3 separate regions of the Homo sapiens genome follow, and all the other regions are linked to region 1. Evidence: chromatin loops called from intact Hi-C (ENCODE). Cell type or tissue: K562. All regions are shown on one strand.

The links. A loop is a pair of places that touch in the nucleus more often than their neighbours do. Peaks named below come from ENCODE experiments on the same cell type or tissue, not always from the same donor. Only the 100,000 strongest peaks of a DNase experiment are listed, where the experiment ranks them.
Region 2: a loop joins it to region 1, with 2.5 times the contacts of the local background. A loop is called at or near these places in 5 of 110 quality-filtered maps.
Region 3: it touches region 1 in a loop (14-fold over the local background); 3 of 110 quality-filtered maps call a loop at or near these places.

Annotation. Positions count from the first base shown.
Region 1 is chr15:90,481,314-90,483,813 of GRCh38, forward strand. IQGAP1 (IQ motif containing GTPase activating protein 1) reads left to right here. Exons shown (of 38, transcript NM_003870.4): 27 at 647-787; 28 at 884-968; 29 at 2,048-2,280. Among named protein-coding and RNA genes, the nearest start is that of CRTC3, 47 kb to the right of the region's middle. In K562, a CTCF peak has its summit at 1,263 (motif pointing left); a DNase peak (open chromatin) is centred at 1,268.
Region 2 is chr15:90,692,310-90,694,809 of GRCh38, forward strand. All of the region lies in intron 2 of CRTC3-AS1 (CRTC3 antisense RNA 1), which reads right to left. Among named protein-coding and RNA genes, the nearest start is that of CRTC3-AS1, 24 kb to the right of the region's middle. In K562, a CTCF peak has its summit at 1,558 (motif pointing left); a DNase peak (open chromatin) is centred at 1,572.
Region 3 is chr15:90,141,808-90,144,307 of GRCh38, forward strand. No RefSeq gene overlaps it. Among named protein-coding and RNA genes, the nearest start is that of IDH2, 41 kb to the left of the region's middle. RefSeq lists enhancers at 1-184, 1,734-2,268. In K562, a CTCF peak has its summit at 1,524 (motif pointing right); DNase peaks (open chromatin) are centred at 74, 1,044 and 1,584; H3K4me3 peaks cover 280 bases.

The DNA of each region.
Region 1 (2,500 bases):
AGCAGTCCTCCCACCTCAGCCTTCCTAGTAGCTGGGAATGCTAGCATGTGCTGCTGTGCCTGGCATAGCACTCCTATCCTTGAAGACCTCCTTCTGGTTTCTAACAAAGTCCAGATTTGTCAGTATCATATACGGGGTCTGTCATGGCCTGCTCCCTGTCTGCTTTTCCACTGTCATTTCTCCTGTCTCCCCTTCCTTCCTAGAAGACTCTTCCTCTCCTTTTTTCCTGAGTTCAAGCATCCCTTCGTTTTGGAAGCTTTCCTTGCTTTTTCCATTCTGAGTTGAAGCCCTTTCCCTATGGTCCTGTGGCACTTTTGGTGAACTGATTTACAGCACAATAGGTTTATAATCATCTGTTTGTGTGTCGCTCCCACCAGACTGTAAAAGACTGAAGAGAAGGTGTCATGTCTTGTATAACTTTTATTCCCAAGTGCCTGTTATTGTGCCTGGCACACAATTCAGGCACCTGATTCACAGTTAAAAACCTGCGTTCAGATTCTAGACTTATCACTTACCAGCCCCGTGAGGATGAGCTTAAGCTATCTAATATTTCTGGGTCTTATAGTTTATGAAAGATAAGACACTTGCTTCAGGCTGTTCCTGGCTGTTAGTCTAACATAGTTGGGTATAATTTCTGTCTTCCCAGCAAACTGCCCTATGATGTGACCCCTGAGCAGGCGCTAGCTCATGAAGAAGTGAAGACACGGCTAGACAGCTCCATCAGGAACATGCGGGCTGTGACAGACAAGTTTCTCTCAGCCATTGTCAGCTCTGTGGACAAAATCCCGTGAGTGCCATCAGTTGTCATGACCCCCAGTAGAACCCAGCACTAAGTGCCTTTCTGCTCCTTGGCCCTTCTCACTAAGTTTTGTCCATCCCGCAGTTATGGGATGCGCTTCATTGCCAAAGTGCTGAAGGACTCGTTGCATGAGAAGTTCCCTGATGCTGGTGAGGATGAGCTGCTGAAGGTAAGAATCTCATAGCCGGCAGACTCCTGCCCTTTGAGGACAAAGCAATAAAACCAGGGCTGACCATAGATCATTACTAACTGCCTAAGTGTAGGTTCTGGCAGTAGCTTACCATTGATTGTGAGCTTTTGAAAGCAATTGTAATTGGTAAATGGTACCTCTCTTAGGATGAAACACTTCCTATAGTTTGGCACACAAACATCAAACAAGTAGAAAGATGGATTTTTCCTGTTTTCAGATGAGTTTCTTTGAGTCCTATCTTTTCGCTGTAGTATTGTTCCCTCTGCTGGTGACCTGGCGAATAGTAGCAGGCACAGTTGTTTCTGCTAAGGCTGTTGCTGATAACTCTTTCTTACTCAGCTATGCTCTTCTCTTTTCTTTTTTTTTTTAATCTGAATGCTTTTTTCTTCTCTCTCCTAGTTCTGTGCTTTCCTACAGTGAGGCCTCGATTCTAGACTTTCTGTTCAGGTGAATTAATTTTATTTCTTCTGAATGAAACTCTAGGGGAAATGCTGTGACTGCCCCTGAATTCTTCTGTGGAAGAGATGTGTGTTAAGTGAATTTAATTTCAGAGGCATGAACTTGGCCTTTGAAGTCTGCAGCATGAGAATGTTGGGAGGTGGGGTTACTCTATGCTGATTGGGTCATGTTAAGGAATTTAGCTATGTTTGTTAGCTTTTTATAAGGAAAGCCCATCTACATGAAAGTACAAAGTGCATGTGGGTGACAGCAGCCTTATTTGCTACCATGATATGTGAACAAAAGATGCCCTGAAATACTTAATAACAGACTTTAAGTGTGTCATTTTTACCTTCTGAATCTGCTCTTTCATTAACTACTGGCAGTAGTTTTCAGTTCTGTTCTCATTGTTTTCCTGTATTGAACAAAGGGATATTTCATTTAGTTCCAGGCCATGAGAGAGAGTGTGTATATGTGCATGCATGCGTGTGTATATGTATTTTTTATTTATTTTTTCCTCATAGGACTGCATTTTCTGCTTTTCTTTGCTAGCAAAGTCATTTATAGCTTCCTTGGTGGTATGTCTTTTAATACCCATCTTTCTGTTTCGTCTGTTCCAGATTATTGGTAACTTGCTTTATTATCGATACATGAATCCAGCCATTGTTGCTCCTGATGCCTTTGACATCATTGACCTGTCAGCAGGAGGCCAGCTTACCACAGACCAACGCCGAAATCTGGGCTCCATTGCAAAAATGCTTCAGCATGCTGCTTCCAATAAGATGTTTCTGGGAGATAATGCCCACTTAAGCATCATTAATGAATATCTTTCCCAGTCCTACCAGAAATTCAGGTAAGGGGAAAGGCACAAGTGCTTAAGAGAGTCTGTGGATGTATTTTTATTGTTGAGGGGAAAAATAAGATTAAAAACCACCTCTCACTTTCCCCGGACTGCCATATGTAGAAGACGTGTTTGATGTGCCCAGGATTCCAGAAGATGATCCATTTACTTTGAAGAGAATTTTCATATGAAATAGATAGTAGTTAACACTTATGAAATAGATAGTAGTTAA
Region 2 (2,500 bases), 210 kb after region 1:
TACAGGTGAAGCACCAACAGCATCTGCCACGGTAGGACATGTGAAAAGAAGGCCTTGACACGCTTTTTATAGAATGCTTTGTACTAATTTAGGAGGATATCATTTAATATATTATTGCTTTTAAGTGGGTTCCCCTGGGAGTATAGAGGGACGTGTCATGGGCCAACCCATTAATATTTCAAGATGAGAATGTCTCTTTGACAGCTGTGCATCTTATACTTGCAAGAACTCTGGGAACTATCTAGGCCATTTGAATCAGGTTTCTGCACACATCTTGACCAATTTAGTTTCTGAAATTCTATTTTGTCATTTTATACCCCCCCACCCGCTGATTCTATAGTGAAAGTCAGTAGTCAAAGTCTTGTTGCATCTGAAAGCCTTCACAGACTTCCTTTCCCATTTGACCTATGAGGTTTGTGTCTCATTGTATTAAAGGACAAGGATATTTCTCTCTTTTTTTTTTTTTTTTTGAGACGAAGTCTCGCTCTTGTCCCCCAGGCTGGAGTGCAATGGTGCGATCTCGGCTCACTGCAACCTCCACCTCCCGGGTTCAAGTGATTCTCCTGCCTCGGCCCCGCTGGGATTACAGGTGCCTGCCACCACGCCCAGCTAATTTTTGTATTTTTAGAAGAGACGGGATTTTACCATGTTGGCCAGGCTAGTCTAGAACTCCTGACCTCAAGTGATCCACATGCTTTGGCCTCCCAAAGTGCTGGGATTACAGGCGTGAGCCACCACGCCCGACCTCTTCTTCTTTTTTTTTTTTTTAGAGATAGACTCTTGCTCTGTTGCCCAGGCTGGAGTGAGTGGCACGATCCTGACTCATTGCAACCTCAACCTCCCGGGCTCAAGCCATCCTCCCACCTCAGTCTCTTGAGTAGCTGGTATTACAGGTGCACGCCACCATGCCCGGCTAATTTTTTAATTTTTTAGTAGAGACGCGGTTTTGCTATGTTGCCAAGGCTGGTCTCGAACTGCTGAGCTCCAGTTATCTGCTTGCCTCAGCCTCCCAAATTGCTGGAATTACAGGTGTGAGCCACCATGCCTGGCAGATATTTCAAATTTGAGTAGGAAAACTTTTAACAACTCTTTGATGATGACAGTGTAGTATATTTTGTATATGGTGATAGTTCTACACATCTCTAAACATATATTTCTATTTATGTGATCAGTATTTTTTCATCTGGATGAAATTAACAGAATAATACTGTTGTGAATCATGCCGTTCCATTATCTGTCAAAAAATGGCAGAGACAGGCCAGGTGCAGTGGCTCATACCTATAATCCCAACACTTTGGGAGGCTGAGGCAAAAGGACTGCTTGAGCCCAAGAGTTCAAGACCAGCCAGGGCAACATAGTGAGACCCCCATCTCTACCAAAAAAAAAAAAAAAAAGGCAGACATGATAGTACTGTGGTCTACAATGGAACACACTGGAACATATCCATAGCATCTAATGACTTTTATCAAAAGTCCTTCATTCATCATACCCCCTTTATTTCACATGAGCCATTCCAGGAATCATGTGAACAAGAAGAAGATTCTTGAGTGCCATCAAGTGGCCATTTGGGGAAAACCACAGGTGATCTGGGTGTAAGACCATCAGCCTCTACATAATTTCCTCCCTGAATTTGGGGTCTGGTTTTGGAGCAGAGAAATGTTAAAAAAAAAAAAAAAGTTGTCAGAGGAACCTAGTTGGAGGTTGAGGATGAAACCAAAGCCATGGCCTGAGAAGGGAGAAAATGGCTGAAGTAGCCAAAGATTATTTTTTTAAAGACTTTATTTTATTTTATTATTTTTTTTGAGATAGAGTCTCACTCTGTCACCCAGGCTGGAGTGCAGTGGTGCAATCTCGGCTCACTGCAAGCTCCGCCTCCTGGGTTCAAGCGATTCTCCTGCCTCAGCCTTCCGAGTACCTGGGATAACAGGCGCGCGCCACCACACCCAGCTAATTTTTGTAATTTTAGTAGAGACAGGGTTTCATCATGTCAGCCAGGCTGATCTCGAACTCCTGACCTCAGGTGATCCACCTGCCTTGGCTTCCCAAAGTGCTGAGATTACAGGTGTGAGCCACTGTACCCGGCCAGACTTTATTTTTTTGAGAGCAGTTTTAGGTTCATAGCAAAATTAAGAGGAAGGCACTGAGATATCTCATATGCCCCCCCAACACATGCACAATCCCCCCCATTAACAACATCCCCCACCAGAGTGCTACATTTATTACAACTGATGAACCTACATTGACACATCATCACTCAAAGTGTATAGTTTATATTAAGGTTCATTCTTGTTGTTGTACAATCTATGGACAAATGGAAAAATATATAGGACATGTGTCCACCATTATAGTATCATACAGAGTATTTTCACTGCCCTAAAACTCCTCTATTCTCTGCCTATTCATCCCTTCCTGCCCTCAGCCCCTGGCAACCACTGATCTTTTTACCATCTCCACAGTTTTGTCTTTTCCAGAATGCCATATTGTTGGAATAATACAGTGT
Region 3 (2,500 bases), 340 kb before region 1:
TGGGAAGTGCCTAATGAGTCAGCCAACTCTGTGGAGGGGAGGGAAGGAAACATGCCGTGTTAAGAGGATCTGCAAGCCAGGGACGGGTGGGGAGTGGAGCCCGTGGAGGATGGACAGCTGGACCATGTGAGTTTCCATTGTGTCGGGGGGAACGTGTCACCCAGAGGTCTCTCCAGCAGTCTCCCCACCCCCACCCCTGCAGATTCCACAGGACCAAGGGCTTCCCTGGACAAGGGCCTGGTCCTTGGAGTCTAAGGCAAGACTCCAATCTCCACAGTTGCCCGAGCTCTCTTCCCTGTTTGGGACTTGGGAACGGGAAGATTTGGGAGGTGAAGAGCTGGGACTCCCTTTGGTGGAGAAAGCTTGGGTTTCAGCACTGACTTGGAGAGACCAAAACAAAGGGTTTTTGGCCAGGATAGAGTGATTCTCAGGAGGAAAGGCAGGAAAGCATTTCCCCATATTCAGGTAAGGAGAGAGAGAAAATTAACAAACTGTTGCTGTGGAGGGAGACAAACACCTTGATAAACTCAAGAAGCTGGTTACGGGGATCCCGGCAAACCCGCCGGCGCAGAGCACAGTAGTGGAGAGGCCCGGGGAATCCCAGCAAAAAACACCCCACCGGCTGGGCGCCGCGGCTCACACCTGTAATCCCGGCACTTTGGGAGGCTGAGGTGGGCAGATCACAAGGTCAAGAGTTCTAGACCAGTCTGGCCAACATGGTGAAACTCAGTCTCTACTAAAAATACAAAAATTAGCCGGGTGTGGTGGTGGGTGCCTGTAATCCCAGCTACTTGGGAGACTGAGGCAGGAGAATCTCTTGAACTAGGGAGGCAGAGGTTGCAGTGAGCTGAGATCACACCATTGCACTGCAGCCTGGGTGACAGAGCAAGGCTCCGTCTCAAAAAAAAAAAAAAAGACAAAAAGAAAAACACCCCACCAACCAGCAAACAAAACAACAAAAACCAAGGAGGAACGACCAGGAACAGTGTCTGTAGCCTCAAATGCCTTTATACCAGTGACGGTGACACCACACCGTGGGGCCCTGCCCCCAATCAACTGAAAAATGAGGCAGCGACAGTTGTGGGAAGCCATCAGTGGGAGGAGACCAAAAGACTAGAGTGGTTTTTTTCTGCTTTGTTGAAATACAATTGACAAATAAAAGTATACATATTAAAAGCATACAACGTGATGACTTGGTATATGGACACGTGAGATGATTATGACAATCAAGCTGATTGACACACTCATCACCTCCCATAGTTACCGTTGTTACCCATTTTTTTAAAAAAAACGAGAACACTTTAGAGGTACTCTCAAAAGATTGTTTTGTAAAGTTGTTTTTAAAGGTTGGGATCACCCAGACTCTAATTCAAGTGACCTTATGGGAGCCCGGGAAGACAGGATTGTAAGCAGGTAAAGGAAACCTCCACAATTCTGTTTCTTGGTGAGGAGAAAGCCTGTCTTGAAGGAGGTGTGGAGGAGGCGGGGGCCGGCAGCCAGTTGACGAACAGCCAGAAGGTGGCAGTGTCTACCTGGGGAGGGGCAGTGGGCTGAGCCCCTGGCTGGGGCGAGTCCTTTATCACACCACAGCCAGGGCCAGCTGTGTGCAGCCCCAGATTACTCCTTGACAAGACTCAGTCCCGCCAGGCCCTCCCCGCAGGCCTGTTTTTTATGCTGGTCTGGCCATGAGGTAAGGCTGGATAGGGACAAAGTGCCCGAGCATGACAGCTGCCCAGGCTGGGCCCAGTTGCACAGCTTGGGTGGCCCTAGCCTTCGAGCTCTAAATCGAGTCTCCTCCTACTCCTAGCCCATGGCAGTCGGGCCCCGGACATTCTCCTCACTGCTTCCAGGATTCTAGAGGGCTTTCCAGTGCCCCTGGCCCCAGTCCTGCAGTGTTGACCTCCTGAGTCCCTGCCTCTCACTTCCCGGTGATGTCCCTCTGCTCTGTGCCCATCCTAGAAAAAAAAAAAAAAAAAGCCCTCTTTCTATGCTTTCTTTTTTCTTTCTTTTCTTTCTTTCTTTTTTTTTTTTAATGAGACAGTCTTTTTCTGTCACCCAGACTGGAGTGCAGTGACGTGATCTCAGCTCACTGTAACCTCTGCCTCCCAGGTTCAAGCGATTCTCCTGTCTCAGCCTCCCGAGTAGCTGGGACTACAGACACCCGCCACCACACCCGGCTAATTTTTGTATTTCTGGTAGAGATGGGGTTTCACCATGTTGATCAGGCTGGTCTTGAACTTTTGACCTCGTGATCCACCCACCTTGGCCTCCCAAAGTGCTGGGATTACAGGCGTGAGCCACAACGCCCGGCTTTTTCGTATTTTTAATGGAGATGCGGTTTCACCATGTTGGCCAGGCTGGTCTCAAACTCCTGACCTCAGGTGACCCACCCGCCTCAGCCTCCCAAAGTGAAAGTGCTGGGATTACAGGTGTGAGCCACCGTGCCCGGCCTTTCTATGCTTTCTTGTCACATGAGCTACAGCTTTTACTGAAGGCTTGG